Linked DNA regions of Homo sapiens: region 2 is linked to region 1. Evidence: chromatin loops called from intact Hi-C (ENCODE). Cell type or tissue: dorsolateral prefrontal cortex. All regions are shown on one strand. Links, peaks and the distances in the headings refer to the core of each region. The heading gives the core; the rest is flanking DNA.

Evidence for each region. Peaks named below come from ENCODE experiments on the same cell type or tissue, not always from the same donor. Only the 100,000 strongest peaks of a DNase experiment are listed, where the experiment ranks them.
Region 2: it touches region 1 in a loop (23-fold over the local background); 1 of 110 quality-filtered maps calls a loop at or near these places.

Annotation. Positions count from the first base shown.
Region 1 is chr1:116,429,288-116,437,685 of GRCh38, reverse strand. The region is part of intron 2 of LINC01762 (long intergenic non-protein coding RNA 1762); the gene reads left to right. Among named protein-coding and RNA genes, the nearest start is that of ATP1A1-AS1, 15 kb to the right of the region's middle. In dorsolateral prefrontal cortex, for the core only: no CTCF peak of the experiment used is centred there; a DNase peak (open chromatin) is centred at 4,095; H3K4me3 peaks cover 1,195 bases; H3K27ac peaks cover 3,605 bases.
Region 2 is chr1:116,307,453-116,315,850 of GRCh38, reverse strand. It overlaps LOC105378920 (a long non-coding RNA gene), which reads left to right. Exons shown (of 5, transcript XR_001738197.2): 3 at 12-168. Among named protein-coding and RNA genes, the nearest start is that of ATP1A1, 62 kb to the left of the region's middle. In dorsolateral prefrontal cortex, for the core only: no CTCF peak of the experiment used is centred there; DNase peaks (open chromatin) are centred at 4,000 and 5,554; H3K27ac peaks cover 3,113 bases.

The DNA of each region.
Region 1 (8,398 bases), core at 1,586-6,585:
AAACTTGCAGCTAACATTATACCTAATTGTAAAGACTGAATACTTTGTTCCTAATATCAGCAACAAAACAAGGATGTGTGCTCTCATCACTCTTATTCAACATAGTGCTGGAAGTTCTGGCCAGTTTAATCAGGCAAGAAAAGAGAATAAAAGGCATATAGATCAGAAAGGAATAAATAAAACTGTTTCTATTTCAGATGAAATGCTTATTTGCCTAGAAATGACATGGCATCCACAAAAAAACATCCAAAACTAATCAATTAATTCAGCAATGTAACGGTACGAGACAAACATACAAAAATCAGTCATACATCTATATACTAGCAGTGAAGACTTGAACACTACAATTAAAAATACAATATCATGTACAATAGCCTTAAAAAAATAAATACTTAGGTAAGTCTAACAAAATGTACAAAACTTAAATTCAGAAAATCACATGACGTTGATGAAAGAAATCATCTAAATAAATGCAGAGACATGCCATGTTCATGAATTGGAAATTTTGTATATATATATATATATATATATATATATATATATATATATATATAAATATAAAATATACATTTCCTATATATATGTATTTCCTATATATATTTCTAATATATATATATTTCCTATATATATATTTCTAATATATATATATTTCCTATATATATATTTCTAATATATATATATTTCCTATATATATATTTCTAATATATATATATTTCCTATATATATTTCTAATATATATATATTTCCTATATATATTTCCTACATATATATTCAGAAAACCCATCTCCTGCACAACATGAATTGGAAAATTTAACAAAGATGTCAATTTCTCCCAAATTGATATACACTTATTGCGATACAATTATCTCTCGATATTTTCAGGAAATTGGCTCCAGGACACCCTCCTCCATACCAAAATCCTTGGATGCTCAAGTCCCTCAATAAAAAGGCATGGTATTTGCATAAAACCTAAGCACAGCCTCCCATATACTTTAAATCATCTTTAGATTACTTATAATACCTAATACAATTAAATGTATGTAAATAGTTGATATGTTGTATTGTTATTTGTATTTTTTATTGTTGCATTGTTATTTTTTATTTAAAAAATATTTTGATCCTTGGTTGGTTGAATCTACAGATGTGAAACCAATTGATACAGAGGATCGGCAGTACCTATCCAAACCCTGATAAGATTTTTGCAGACATGGATAGAATCATTCTAAGATCTATGTGAAAAGGCAAAGGAACTAGACTAGCTAAAATATTTTGGAAAAAATAAATAAAGTGAAAGGAAACCATCTGCCACATTTTAAGACTTACTGTACTGCTACAGTGATCAAGTCTTTGTGGTATTGGCAAAGTAATAGACACATAGACCGATTGAATGGAATACAGAAACCAGAAATAGACCCACACAAATATGCCAAACTGATTTCTTTTGGTCACAGCTTTACTGGGATATAGTTCACACACCATACAACTCACCTACTTAAAATGTAAAACCCAGTGGTTTTTAATATATTCAGAGTCATGCTACCATCACCACAATCAATATTAGACCACTTTTATTACCCCCCAAAGAACTTTGTACCCTTTATCAGTGACCCATACTTTTCTGCAACTTCCCCCATAGCCCTAGACCAACCACTAGTCTATTTTCTGCCTCAATAAATGTGCCTATTCTGGACATTTTATGCCCAACTGACTTTAACAAGAGTCAAGAGCAACTGCATAGAGAAAGGAAAGCCTTTCAACAAATGATGCTGTCACCAATGGACACCTATAGGCACCTATAATCAATCAATCAACCAACCAACCAACCAACCAACTAAATAACCAATATTGGCCTAAGTCTCACACCCTTAAGCAAAAGTTAACTCAAAATAGATCATGGACTTAAATGTAAAACACAAAAATATAAAACTTTTACCCCAAAACTAGGAGAAAATCTTTGAGGTCTACAGCTAGGCAAAGAGTTTTCAGACTTAATACCAAAAACATAATCATGAAAGAAAAAATGATAAGTTGGACTTAATGAAAATTTAAAATTTTTGTTCTATAAAAGCTCCTGTTAAAACGATGAAAAGACAAGCTACAGAATGGAGGAAAATATTTACAAATCACATATGCAGCAAATGATTAGTATCTAGAATATATAAAGAACTCTCAAAACTCAACAATAAAAAAGCAAATAATCCAATTAGATCATGGGCAAAAGACATAAACAGACATTTCACTGAAAAAGATATACAAATGGTAAATAGCACATCAAAAGTTGTTCAACATCATCAGCCATTAGGGAAAAGAAAATTAAGATGACAATTTTATCACCACACACCTATCAGAATGGCTAAAAACAAATCGTGGTAACATTAAATGCTGATGATGATGTAGAGAAACTGGACTACTCACATATTGCTGGCAGGAAAGTAAAAAATGTTACAACCAATCTGAAAATGATTTGTCAGTTTCTTTAAAAACTAAACATGTAACTACCGTATGACCCAGCAATTACACTCCTGGGCAATTATCCCAGAGAAATGAAGACAAATGTTCATACAAAATCCTGTAGACTAATGTTTACAATAGCTTTATTCATGGTAGCCAAAACCTGGAAACAGCCCAGATATCCTTCAATGGGTGAATGGTTAAACAAACTCTGGTACATCCACACTGCAGAATAATACTCAGCAGGAAAAAGGAATGACCGATAATACAGACAATAATCTAGATGCATTTCCAGAGAATTATGCTGAGTGAAAAAATCCTATCACAAAAGGTTACATACAGTATGATTCCTTAAATATGGCATTCTCGAAATGACAAGACTTTAGAAATGGAGACTAGATTAGTGATTGCCAGGGATTAAGGAGTCGGTGGGGGTGGAAAGGAAGTGAGTGTGGGAATAAAAGGACAATGAGGAATCCTTGTGCTGTTGGAAATATTCTATATCTCAACCTTATAGTTTTGCAATATCATTAAGGGAAATTGGGTAAAGTGCGCATAGAATCTCTGTATTATTCTTTACCACTGCATAACCTACATTTATCTCAAAATTAAAAGTTGAAGGTAAAAAAAGATTACATACTGAATTATTCCATTTATAGGACATTCTTGAAAAAAATAAAACTATGGAGATGGAGAACAGATCAGTGGTTATTAGGGGTTAGGAGAGCTTCTTTTCTATGATTTTGCAGTCTGAAGTTGCCATACCTGGAAGCAGAACCCAAGTCTTCTAATTTCTGAGAGCATGATCTCAAAAAGCCAGGGAAGATGGCCGTTTTAGTATCCAAGGGACATTTTTGTCCATCTAGAGAAAGAAGCATTTCACAAGGTAACTGATCATTCGGGAGTCCCACAGTGTGGTTAAGCAGGACAGCAATAAACATCCTTGGGTGTTTCCTGTCTCCTGCTTTTGGCTTGGGCAAGGAAAGCCATTTGCTTTGGAAACCAGTCAGAATCAAGCCTAGTGAGAATTAAGTCTACCTTCATCAAGAACCCATCTCCCTCAGGCTTCTCCAGGAGGTGATCTAGGTCCTTTGGTGGGGGCTGATGTAACTGCCAGACTGTGGGGCAGCTTAACGCTCCTACCAGATGACACTGCTGTCAGGGGCAGGAGCCCTGGGTCCCAGTGATGGCCCTATCGCTTACTCCATCACCTCTCCAATAAAAAGCAGGGGACAGACTTGCTCTTGGGCCCTTTCAGCTCCTGTGTTCTGAGATTCTGACAGCTGAGATCTCTGAGGCCTGCAGCTACCTGGGGCCCACTGTAAGCACCCCAAGGGCAGGGCTGGGGCTGGCCCCCCACTCTGTGCTCAGAGACAAGTGAAGGCACAGCTACAGCAAAGAGTGGGTAACAGGGAATGCCGTGTCATCTGATCCTTAGCTGATTAATCCTTTGAAAACGCACTCTGAGGACATGTTCGTGAAGGACGTCACTGAGGTGGGGGAAGAATGCAGCCTGTTGTCTGGGCCCAGGACACAAAGGCCTGTCTGTTTGCACGTGGGCACTCCTGATCCAGGCCGGATCAGCTGCTCTTGTTTCCTCCTTCGCCATCACAATACAACTACAGAGTTACAGTCTGCCCTTCAACCCCCGCCCCAGGAGAACTGGGCAATGGGATTTCTGCCCACTGGGTGCCCGCTGAGCACAGCCAGTAATACCAGCCTCCCGGCCCACTTGGCTCCTAGTGAGTGTAGAATTTCAATAGCCTGCTGCTCCCTGCCCTCATTTACTGCCCTCTCTTATCTTCCCTTTCTCTCACCCTCCCAGACACACGTGTGAGTGGCAGATCCAGGGTGATCTGGACCCTGCTGATCATCAGTGAGCCAAGCCTGGAAGCCTGAGCCATCACCAGCTGGGTGGTAGCCAGCTGTGGCTCAGGGCCACTCTAGAAACACTTGCCTTGGGCTGCAGCTGCCCTGGGCTACTACCCTGATCCCTAGGAAACGGGGCATGGGGCATTTTCCTGAACAGAGCCCTTGCCAATGCCCAGCAAGAAACCAGTGTGGCACTGGGATTGGAAAGCCTGGAGTGTGAATATGGACTCTGATGTGCCAACTTACAGAAGAAGCATAGGCAAGATTCTTAGTCTCTGTGAGTCTTGGTTTCCTTGTTTACGTAAGATGAAGATAATCATTATTGCCCCATAGGATTGTTAAGAGGTTTCCATGGGCATTCAAGCAGTGCTTAGCATGGGGTAGACATAGAGTAAGCACTGAAATCACACACACACACACACACCTCACACACACATCAGCCACTCAAGACCATTCATTTGTTCATCAGTTGAGTGCCTTTTAAGTGTCAAACACTGTGCAAGACACTTGAGAGGAATCAGTGATCAAAACAGACAAAAATTCCTAGCATCATGTCATGCAACTTCCAATGCAGTGAGACAGACAAGAAACAATAAACGTGACAAACAAGGAGAGTATAATAGTATAGTATGTCAGAGGGGCTGGGGCTGTCAGGAAAAAGAACAGAGCAGGGTAAGAGGAACCAGAAGGTGGGAGTAGGGGAAGGTCCAATGTTTAACAAAGTGGTCAAGAAAAGCCTTATTAAGAACGTGACATTGATGTAAAGATCTGAAGGAGGTGTAGGAGGGAGTCAGGCAGGTTTGGGGAGAAGGAAGTTCCAGGCAGAGGGAACAGCCCTGAAAAGTGCCCAAAGTGGAGGTGTGCCTAGTGTCTCCATACACTAGGAGGAGGTCGGCTGTGCTAGGAGAGTGAATGAGGGGCAATACTGAGAGCTGAGGAGAGGGATGAAAGCAGGCTAGATGCAGGAGGACCTTTGCATTGTCTGCTGGGGCCGCCTACCGAAGTTCCACAAACTGAGTGGCTTAAACAACAGAAAAGTACCAAGTTCCGGTGACCAGAAGTCCTTATAAGGTATCGTGTCCCTGGATTTCCCAACAGGTTTCTTCTTCTTATTCCTCTGCAGAAAGGTGTAATTTGGGGACCCTTCCTTTTATCACCTCTCCTGCCAGGCAACACGGGCTGGGCTTCTGTGAGCTTTTCTTGCCTGCCACTGGTCCTTTCTTTCTTCCTTGAACAAACTATTCAGGCCTCAGAAGTCTCTCATTCTTATCTGGGTTTATCTGCAGCATTCCTGATGCGGGGTCAGTGTGCATCTTATGGCTCCACTCCTTCCTGCTGTGAGCACCTGAGAATGGTCATATCCTTGCTAGTTTTCTTATCAGTCTTCCCTGACCTGAGAGGCCCTTTCCTGCCTTCAGTTCCATTCTAGTTGGGTTGGTTGGCCCTACCCTGTATCCAGCTAAACTCAGCCCACTGCTTCTCTGGATAGGTATTTGTAGAAGGATCAACCCTAAAAATCAATCCAATTATTATAAATAAAAATCAATAATAATACCCAGTGTGGCCGGGCATGATGGCTCATGCCTGTAATCCTAGCACTTTGGGAGGCTGAGTTGGGTGGATCACCTGAGGCCAGGAGTTCGAGACCAGCCTAGCTAACATGGTGAAACCCTATCTTTACTAAAAATATAAAAATTTGTTGGGCGTGGCGGCATACACCTGTAATCCCAGCTACTCGGGGCGTTGAGGCAGGAGAATCGCTTGAACCCGGGGTGTGAAGGGTTGCAGTCATTGCACTCCAGCCTGGGTGACAGAGCAAGACTCTATCTCAAAAAAGAAAAAAAAAAAAAAGAACCAGTGCTAGTGATGGTTCCCTTGTGGCTGGTCATGGCATATATCATTATAATGATTTAGGAAAGTAATTTGATAATATGTGTGAACTATCATGAGATCTAAGGGTGCTTGTACCCTTTCATTCAGGTATCTCACTTTTGCAAATTTAGCTAAAGAAAATAAACCTGAAGAGGAAAATACTTCATGTAAATAAAAATATACATCACAGAAATTTATAACATGGAAGACTTGGAAAAAACAGCAATGACTAATATTTATTAAGTATTTATTATATACCAGGCATCATTAAGTTCTTAATATATTATTTCACCTAATCCTCACTACATCTTCATAAGATGGGAACAACGAGATAGAACCTGCAATGACCATGTAACTCCTGTAATTTCCTCAGGCACCTACCAAGTGCTGTAGTTTAGTCTACTGGCCTTGAGGACTGCCCTACAGCTACATTAATCTTGATCTTGTACCCAATCCTTTCCTGCCCCTGCCCCCTCCCTCTAATAATTAGACTACCACAGGGTAAGTGCTGTGACATAGCCAATTAATGACAAGAATCACTACTGATTCTTGCAAGCTCTCCTCCCCCCTCTGTATAAAGTTAGATTAATGACTCTGACAGGACGTTAAGTGAATTGGTTTGATTTTTGTAATTGAAAAAATTGGGGGTAGGGCATTACTTTAATTCCAGCTCCTCCTTCAAACCTTCAAGATCTTCTGGATCCCAACTCTTTTGTTTAATATAGTAACTATCTCTCTCAAATTTTTCACTGTAGATCCCATAGCACATGCGCAGTGCCAAGAGACCCTCTCTAGGTTCAGATAATAGTGCTGAAACTCTTCCTTTCCTACCACCTTTAAAAAAAAAAAATTAGGCTGTGTGCAGTGGCTCATGCCTGTAATCCCAGCACTTTGGGAGGCTGAGATGGGAGGATTGCTTGAGCCCAGGAGTTTGAGACCAGGCTGGGCAGCATGGTGAGACCCCCATCTCTACAAAAAAACAAATTAGTTGGGAGTGGTGGTGTACACCACGCCTATAGTTCTAGCTACTTGGGAGGCTGAGGTGGAAGGACTGCCTGGGCCTGGAAGGTCGAGGCTGCAGTGAGCCATGATCACACCAGTGCACTCCAGCTTGGGTGACAGAGGAAGACTCCATCTCAAAAGAAAGAGGAAGAAGGAAGGAAGGAAGGGGAAAGAAAGAAGGAAGGAAGGAAGGAAAGAAAGAAGGAGAAAGAAAGAGAGAGAAAGAAAAAGAAAGAGGAAGGAAGGAAAGAAGGAAAGAAGGAAGGAAGGAAGGGAAAGAAAGAGAGATTAAAGTACTTATGAACTCCTCACATAGTAAGCCCAAAATAGAGCTTTTATCAGCTATCTGGTAGGTCCAAACCATGGGTTGAGTACTGGGTTAGTTCTTTGGCAAACTGCCTGAGTTCTCTGACCTTGAATAGGCATGACCATCCACTTCACAGAATTGCTGTGCAGATGATGAAGAAGTAGGTGACAGTGCCTGCTACAGTACTTGGTACATCACACACATCCTCAACACACATCCATTCATTCATTCACTCACTCATTAATTCAAGCTGGCTTCTCCTCCATCGTTCACTCAACATATGTTGCTAGGAATGTAGATGCAGAGCAGAACTGGTCCTGAGCAGGTCCCTACGCCTGACAGCTGCTGGTGAGTGTAAGGTCCTGGCCCGGAGGCAGAGCCCAGGTCTGATTCAGCGCTTGTAGCCCCACCATTTCTATTAGGAGAGGCTGGCTTCCTTGCACCCTGTCCCACCGCAGCTGGCTGCCTTTTCTCCAGAGGTGCAGAGAGGAAGGGAGGCATGAAGTGGGAAGTGCTGTCTTGGCAGAAAGACTGCTTTGGCCTGTATGGGGCCATATACACTTGAAGAATTAAGCTTTTCTGGTTTGGAGTCAGTCTATTCATCTTTTTTTTTTTTGAGTGGAAACATTATGTTTATTGAGTATATGTTCTTCAAAAGCAAGGAGTGTTTTTCAATCTAAAATTAACACTCCCTTTTAGGAATGCTTATTGCCCACAGAGATTCCATGCTAAAATCTCAATCCCTTTAGTGGTTATATTTTTTGAAAAAAGGAGTGGGTCAAGTTTCCTAAAGGAAGTTGCTGTTGAGTTCATGCAAGTTAATTATTTTTCCACTGGCATCCCCTCCTTGCCCATCCTCTTGTCACCCACTGACAACCCTAACTTGTCACCCTT
Region 2 (8,398 bases), core at 1,732-6,731, 120 kb after region 1:
TTCTTTCTCAGGAGAATTATGAAAGACATACTGTTGTTTTAAATTTCAAACCACAGTTACCTGTGTAACTAAAGAACCTGTAAGTCCCTCAATAGGAAAAAGTGGAAACTGACCCAGAGGATGCCAGACAGAAGGATATATCCAATTGCAGTTCTTACCAGCATACAGGTAAGAGAATGTTCTTGAACTTCACATAGGTTAATCCAAAATTGAGATTTTTAGATGAAATTAATTCCAATTAAATTAAAAAAATACTTTAGAATTATGGAGGTAGAAGGTGAGATGCAAGCTAAGTGGACTTTTCTTTCATTATTATAAAAATGTGCAAAGCCCAAATATCTACCATTATCTTCACGAACCCCTTTCTCCCTTCCCACTGCAATCTGTTTTTTCTTTTTTTAATATAGGTGATCCAATTCTGATCTGCTTCACTGTCTTCATTAGGGCATAATGAAACTATTTTTGTTCCTATGGAAACATAAAAGCTGCAAAGACATGTCCGAGGATGTTGGTTGCAGTCTGTTTATAATAACAAAAAAGTGCCTGTCTTTATTGCTGATGTCCAGCAATAATGGGAGTATTTCCCTAAGTGGAATGCTATGCTCCAGCTAAAAGAAGAGATAGGGCTATAGGTACTAACATAGGATGATGTTGACAATATATTCATATGTTTCAAAAGTTAAGTTGCAGGATGATACTTAGGATATAACCTTATTTTTATATAAAAATAAAGAGAAAAGAATTTTTATAAAGGAAAAACCTAGAAGGAAGAACACCAACCTATTACTAGTGGTTATTGAATTATCATTTGGAGTGGTATCACAAAGGACTTTTTTTGCTTTAAACATTTCTATATAATTGTGAGATTAGGGCCTTTTTTTTTTAAACAACGAGCCAGTTTTATTTCTATATTCAGAAAATAAAATTAAGATTTTTTAAAGTTGAAATTCACATCAAATTGATCAGTACTCAAGAGGGTATGATAAGCTATTAATTGATATTGTTGTGAATATTAGTCTCTGTATTCTATATACTTTGTCCTGTGTTTGTTTCCACAGCCCAGAATCATTTTTCTAATTATTGACTGTGTGTGAAGTTTTCCCCCTTGCGTAACAGCCTGCTGGCCTTGGAACCCAGCCACTCTGTCTCCTGATGTACTGGCGCTTCCTTTGTCTTAACTTGGAAAGATCCCACCCAGGGTATTACAGCCACTTTGTTCTTCTATCTGTAAGATATCAATATCACATCTATGGTTCCCAAGTACAATTAAAGCAAGATTAAGTTTTTAAAAAATTGGCCAGGTACTGCGGGTCGTGCTTGTAATCCCAGCACTTTGGGATCACCTGGGGTCAGGAGTTTGAGAACAGCCTGGGCAATATAGCAAGACCCCATCTCTATTAAAAATAATAATCATAAGTTTTTTTCTCCCTGAATATTTAGATCAGATACTTACTTTACCTTCATTCTCTAACATGTATTCTGCACCTGCCTCTTGCCAAGCACTTGATAGGTGAGGCACAGTCTTTGTGCCAAGGTGCGGAAAGCATCCTGGTAGAGACAGACAGGTGGGCAGCAAGAGTGACAACACAAGGTGACACCTGTATTGTTACATATGCTGTCTTAGAACCCAAATGTGTGTCTGTATTAGATGCTGGAAGGGCAAAGATGAGTAAGATATGATCCCTGACCTCTAGAGGCTTATAGTCTAAGCAGATATCCAATAGAAATATGATACAAACCATACAGGTAATTTACATTTTTCTAGTAGTCACATTAAAAAAAGAAATAGAAGAAATTAATTTTAATCATATATTTAACTCAATATTTCTCTAATATTATCTTGTTTAATTTTTATTTTTTCTGTTTCTCTTTTTTAAATTTTTAAAAATATGTATTTATTTATTTATTTGCTTATTTTGGGGACAGCGTCTCACTCTGTTACCCAGGTTGGAGTGCAGTGGCTCAGTCATCGTTCACTGCAGCCTCAACCTTCTGGGCTCAGGCAATCCTCCTGCCTCAGCCTCCTGAGGAGCTAGGACTATAGGCACCTGCCATGATGCCCAGCTAATTAAAAAAAATTTTTTTTAGATACAGGGTCTCCTTGTGTTGCGCCAGGCTGGTCTCAAACTCCAAGTGATCCTCCTGCACCTAGGCCTCCCAAAGTGCTATCATAACAGGTGTGAGCCACCACACCCAGCCTATAATATTATTCCACCATATGATCAAGAGAAACATGATCATTGAGGTATTTTATATTATCTCTTTCATACTATTTCACATGTAGTATGTATCTGATATTTACAACACATCCCTATTCAGACTAGACACAGTTCAAGTGCTCAGTAGGCATGCGTGGTCAGTGGCTACCACATTGAACAGGGCAGATCTAAGGGGAAGATGAACTTATAAATAGATCATTTTGCAACAACATATTCAGAGCTCCCATAGGGCATGCCTAGCCTAGGTTGCGGTGGGGGATAGTCCTCACTTACTGGGGTGGGATGTGTGGGGGAGGGGGGAAGGGTCAGGGAAGGCTTCCTGGAGGAAGTGGCATGTGATCAGAGGTAGCCAGATGCACTATGGGAAGACCATGTTTAGAGGTGAAATAGACCTGAAGATGTGCTCAGTGGCTTCAAACACTGCAGTGCATGAAGGGCTCATCACTACTTTGGTGGTTATAGCTTAAAAAGTAAAACAGAAAAACATAATTTTTTTTTAAGGGACGCTTTTAGAAGATAGGACAGGAATGAGGTAGAAGGGGAAGTGCAGAGGAAGGCCAGTAAAGAGGGAAGCTTTACTACTCAAGGGTAAACTTGACCTGAGACCAGAAACATGAGGAGCATTTTGCCTGGGCAGTGCCCAGTTAGTGGAGGGCAGGCCGGATTTCAGCCCCTGGTGGGCCCCGCAGCCAGGCCTTTTATGGATTCCATGGGCTGCACAAACTTCTATGGTGGCATTCATTCTGCTGTTCTGTTATGCTGCTCCCTCTTAGGCTGGGCTGTTTCTCCACATTTGCATGAAAATAAGTGTACTGGAGCTGGTTAGAGAATGTGACTCTGATTACTTTTTTCTGGGGTTTGTCTGTAGGTATAAGTTTCTAAGTGTGCTTGAACCTTGCTGAAGTGTCCCATAAGGACCAGGGAAAAATACAGTCCATGCCTTCTGGGGGCCTGTCTTTCCAAACACTAGCCTTAAACTGGCACTGCCATTTGAAGGGCATCTGTGCTTACAGACCTGGAGAAGGAATGCCACGTGTGCTCAGCATGTGTCTAGGCTGCGGTTATCTGAGCAGGACACCAATCCACTGTGCAACCTTCGACCAGTCACCTTGCCTCTGTGCGTTTCCTCTCCTCCTCTGTGAAAGTTGAGGTTGGGATAGATGACAAAGCTCACGGTGTTGTGACTAGGAATCTGTAACTAACTGGAGCAAACTTGCCCTTAGCAAACAATGCCCTAGGCTGTCCCCAGTCTACGGCCCCCAACCATGACACACACAAAGCTGAACATTTGGTCCTCCCAACCTCTCCTGAACAAGTGCTTGCTGAAACCCAGGGAAATCCGGTTTCAGAAATTTCCTTATGCAACAGTTTTTCCTCACTTTACGCTGCTGGTGCTTTAAGAAACACAATATTGGCAAAATGGATTATGCTCAGAATAATTCCTAAGAACTGGATGGACCAGTTTGGTGAGAAGCCCAGGGCACCTTCAATTAGGGACTGGCATCTCTGTCCTCCCCCAGTGCTCCCCTCTCACTGGGGTGTAATGGGATGACAACCAGGAGTCAGGCTAGGTCACAGGATGAGAAGTATGCACTGGCTGAAGCCGCCTGGGACAGCTGTAGAGTACCCTCGCCTTGGCCTCGGCTCACTGAGGCTTTAATAATGCAATAATAACCAGCTTCTAAAGCACACAAGGCTTTTAGAAAGAAGGACATAAAAGCAACTTTGTTCTGTTCTTGCCCAGAACAGCACACATCCACAGGTGTTCCCACAGAAGCTGGCCACGTGGCTGCGGCTGTTGTTGGATTTCCCCCCTTCTCCCTTACTGAGGCGCTATAGATAGCTTAGAATGAAAACGGCACCCAGAAGAGACACTTTAAAAAGAGAGGAGAAGGCCGGGCGTGGTGGCTCATGCCTGTAATCCCAGCACTTTGGGAGGCCAAGGCAGGCGGATCATGAGGTCAGCAGTTCAAGACCAGCCTGGCCAACATAGTGAAACCCCATGTTTACTAAAAATACAAAAATTAGCCGGGTGTGGTGTCACACACCTGTAATCCCAGCTACTTGGGAGGTTGAGGCAGGAGAATTACTTGAACCTGGGAGGCAGAGGTTGCAGTGAGCCCAGATGGGGTTTGAGGGTGGGGAGAGAAAGAAAGCAGAAGAGGGAAGAGCAGACTGGTGAGCTGGATGTGCTTTCTGCTGAGCGCTTCTCTTCCAAAGACTGCTGGCCCCTGCAGGGTGCTGCGTCCACTCCATCAAAAAGTCATCATCAGCCCGGTGTGACCCTTACTGCAGTCAGAGCGTGGGTGGCTGCACAGACAAAACCATTTCTCCTCCATGCTCTGCATTCGGCAGGCCTCATCACTGCGTATCCCGCGGAGGGGCAGCCAGTGCTCAGCTCACCCTCCCTGCCACTGGGACCCTGCCCCGCCTCCCTCCTCTCCAGCTTCCCCACCCCCACTTGCCCAAATGCCTAGGTTATATAGTGGCTTCTTCATCCCTAGTTCTTTCATTTTGTTCTTTGCAGAAGGAAAACCCCTCTGCTTAGGGTGGAAACCACTCTCCACTATGTAAAGTCCAAATTGAGAACTGGATGGTGGATGGGATTAACCCAAATGGACCCACTTCTGCCTCTTGTGTTACAGAATGAGAAACAGAGGCCAGAGAGCAAAGTGATGGGGCCAAGGAGACATAGCTGGGGCCATGTTGGGAGCTATTAAGCCCTATGTTTATTGCTATGTGTGTGCAAAAACAACAAGGTGCTTTATTTATAACCTCAATTGTCATCGTAAGGAGTGTGGGCCCTATAAACTGTGCTGGGGGAGGAGTGGGCCTTTATTTAAACTGTATTGTGGGTTGATAAAGAAACACTTGGTGGCTGTCCAGCAGTGGAGGAATTTGCAGAACATGTATGTCTAGTAGGTCTTTTTTTTTTCTTTAATTATTTGCTGTGGAGTCCTTCTTCTCTCTCCCTCATGAAACTGTCAGGAGATTCTCCACTGTTCATTAATGTTCTATGAGTGGATCTTGGCGAGGCATTCAAAGAGTTGCTGAGATCTGTGTCCAAGTTGACATGCCATGAACAGACAGCTACTACAAATGCCTGGTGGAGAGAATGAGGAGTCAGCTGTCACATGTCTACATGTGACATCTGGGTGCTACATGGAAGTCCATAGGGGGCTGACAGCCCTTGTCATAATGGCCTATTTAGAACTGATTTTGAGTTTGCACGTGGTCTTATAGCTGTTTCCAGACAGTCAGAAAGAGTTGCAGCATTTCCCACAGCTGCATGCTAGGCGAGATATCTTTGGCTGTCTTTCTCAGCTTCTGGGCTGTCTGGACGGAAGCCTCCCTCAGGCCATTCTAATTTGCAGTTCCATTTACCAGTGGGCTGCTTTCATGTTCCTCTCTCGGCCAAACATTACTCCTACATGCTCACTCCATCATTGTGGGGCTGGGACAACGCATGCTTCAGCATTGGAAAATGGAATGTCTTTCAAAAAATTCATTATTTTAAAAATACTATATTGATGGCTCCTGCTTCCTGTTCCAAACTGCTGTGGTTTCCTATTGCCTATGATATCAAGTCTGAAGTCTCAATCCTGTTATTTAAAGTTGTTTACTTTTTGGCTTTAACTCACATGCATTCATTTATTCATTCATTCACCAAATACCACTTTGGCCTACAAATTTAAGGTGCTCCAGTAGCTTTTGTCTCCTACTTAAAATAATTTCCTTTCTACCCTTCCCTGAGGAGTCCATGAGAAATTTCATCTTTATGCTGCCATCCATACTAACCTGGGCTCCTGGATTTCTCTTTCCCTCTGCTCTGCCTAGTCGAATCCATTTCCTTTAGCTCTTAGCTAGCAAGGAATAGCACTCAAACAGTCACCTGGAAAAGAAGTTCAATGAGTGGCTGTAAGGCTATACCTGGATTTAGACCAGAGCTGGCAAGATATCAAGTTGCAAGGCAGATCCAGGGACTAGCTGCTCCACCTCTCTTGTTTTGGCTGAATGGTCTCTATTTTTCTCATGCTATTGTCACTTATGTGGAGTGTTTGCTCCTCTATTGACCAGCTCGTTCTATCTACTCATGACTTTGGCTTACTTATGGTTTTGGCTTGCCCTGGACTCTCTGGTTCCTCCGTTACCTTAAGGTAATACTGGAGGCAAGTCTTTTAGCATCTGCCTGTGCTGCCAGCTCTCTCATTTTGGTTTTTCAATTTCAGATTCCAGAAGGGAATCTGGTTGATGCAGATTATCTTTTTATGTGGGTCCAAGTTGTAGGTCTCAGGCTGCCCAAGTATGAACCACACCCTTGGATCAGACGCTCTCTCTGGTTACTCAATCTTGGCTGGTGGACAAGGATCCAACTCTCTCAGTGGGGACCGGAATTGGGATATTTCCATATGGGTAGCTTCAGGCATGAGCTGGCACACACCTTGATTACAATGGCCTTGAAAGCCTAGCTCATGTAATTGCTGGGCATAGTGGCTTATGCCTGTAATCCTAGCACTTTGGGAGCCTGAGGCGAGCCGATCACCTGAGGTCAGAAGTTCAAGACCAGCCTGGCCAACATGGTGAAACCCCATCTCTATTAAAAATACAAAAATTAGCCGGGTATGGTGGTGCATGCCTGTAATCCCAGCTACTCGGGAGGCTGAGGCACAAGAATCACTTGAACCTGGGAGGTGGAGGTTGCAGAAAGCTGAGATCATGCCACTGCACTCCATCCTGGGTGACAGAGTGAGACTCTGTCTCAAAAAAAAAACAAAAAACAAAAAACAAAAGCCTAGCTCAGGTCATATGTCCTCTGTATTTCTCTTCTCAATTACCTCTTCACTTATTTAGTATTTATAATATTGTATTTTTAGTTATTCATGTCCATGCATTTGTCTTTTGTAACCTAGATGATTAATAACTTAAGTTCTGAAACTTAGAAGCCCAAGAACCATAAAACCAAGGCTAAATGACCTCCTAACCTGAATTCTTAGTGGCATTATGATTTCAAATATTCTCTAGTACTGTCCCTGGAAATTGTTGAAATATTTCAAGAATTCCAATGTTTTTGAACTTTTGTCTGCTTCTCAGAATATCTCATATGTGGAAGTGACACAAAAATTTTATGTCTCAATTTTTGAGGTTGAAAACATGGCTGCTGTATTTCCTAAATGTGGTGATGGAGGGTAGTTGACACTGGAGAGAGAATAAAGAAGCAGAATGTTTGGTTGGGTAACTCATTGACTATAGGGGAAGAGGAAGAGTATAAACTTTATTAATAGAATTACCCATGTTTTCAGCTTGGGTGCTTAGATGGAAAATGGGAAGAGAATTCTAAAATCATAAAAAGGGGGGAAGGTTGAATGTGATCCATATTTTATAGACCTTCAATATTACATTGATAATATTTATTTAGTGCTCACTCTTCATCATGCACTGGGCTAGGGCAGTTGATACCAACATGAATAAGACAGAGTACCTGCCATTGAAGTGTTCTGTCCAGAGGGGGAGATATTTAGAAAAACAAAAGATTATAATTTAATATAATGTGCTAAGTACCATAATGAAAAGAGACTCGTGCAAGATATAGTGGTAGGCCAAAAAGAGGAATAATCTAGACCTCTTGGGAAGATCATAGGAAATTTAAGAGGAGAAGACACTTAAGAAGAGCTGGGAAGGATGATCAGGTGATTGGGGAGGGCATTCTTGACATCAGAAATATCTTTTGAAAGGTCGAGATAACACTCAGAGGACTGATAGGAAATGAAGCTGAGATCAGATCCTAGAGAACCTTAAAAGGCAAGCTAGTGAGGCTGGGTTTTATTCTCCAGAAGAACGGGAGCCATTGAAGAGTTTTAAGCATGATAGTAAGGTGGGCAGATTTGCAGTTATAAAATGATCACTCAGGTAGCAGTGTGAAGGATGAATTAGATGGGGATGAGACAGAAGGCAGAGAGCATGGTTAGGAGGTTGCTGCAATAGTTCACCAGAGAGATTAAGAAAGTTGGATCTGAGGGAGCTGCAGTAGTGAGAGAAGAGAAGAGAAGGCTGGAGAGATGTTACAGAAATAGAACGCATAAGACTTGGCAACTGACTAGATGGAAGGATGGGAAAGGAGTCCTGTGTAATTGGGCAGATGGTGATAATAATATCTAGAACCAAAAATACAGAAGTTGGTT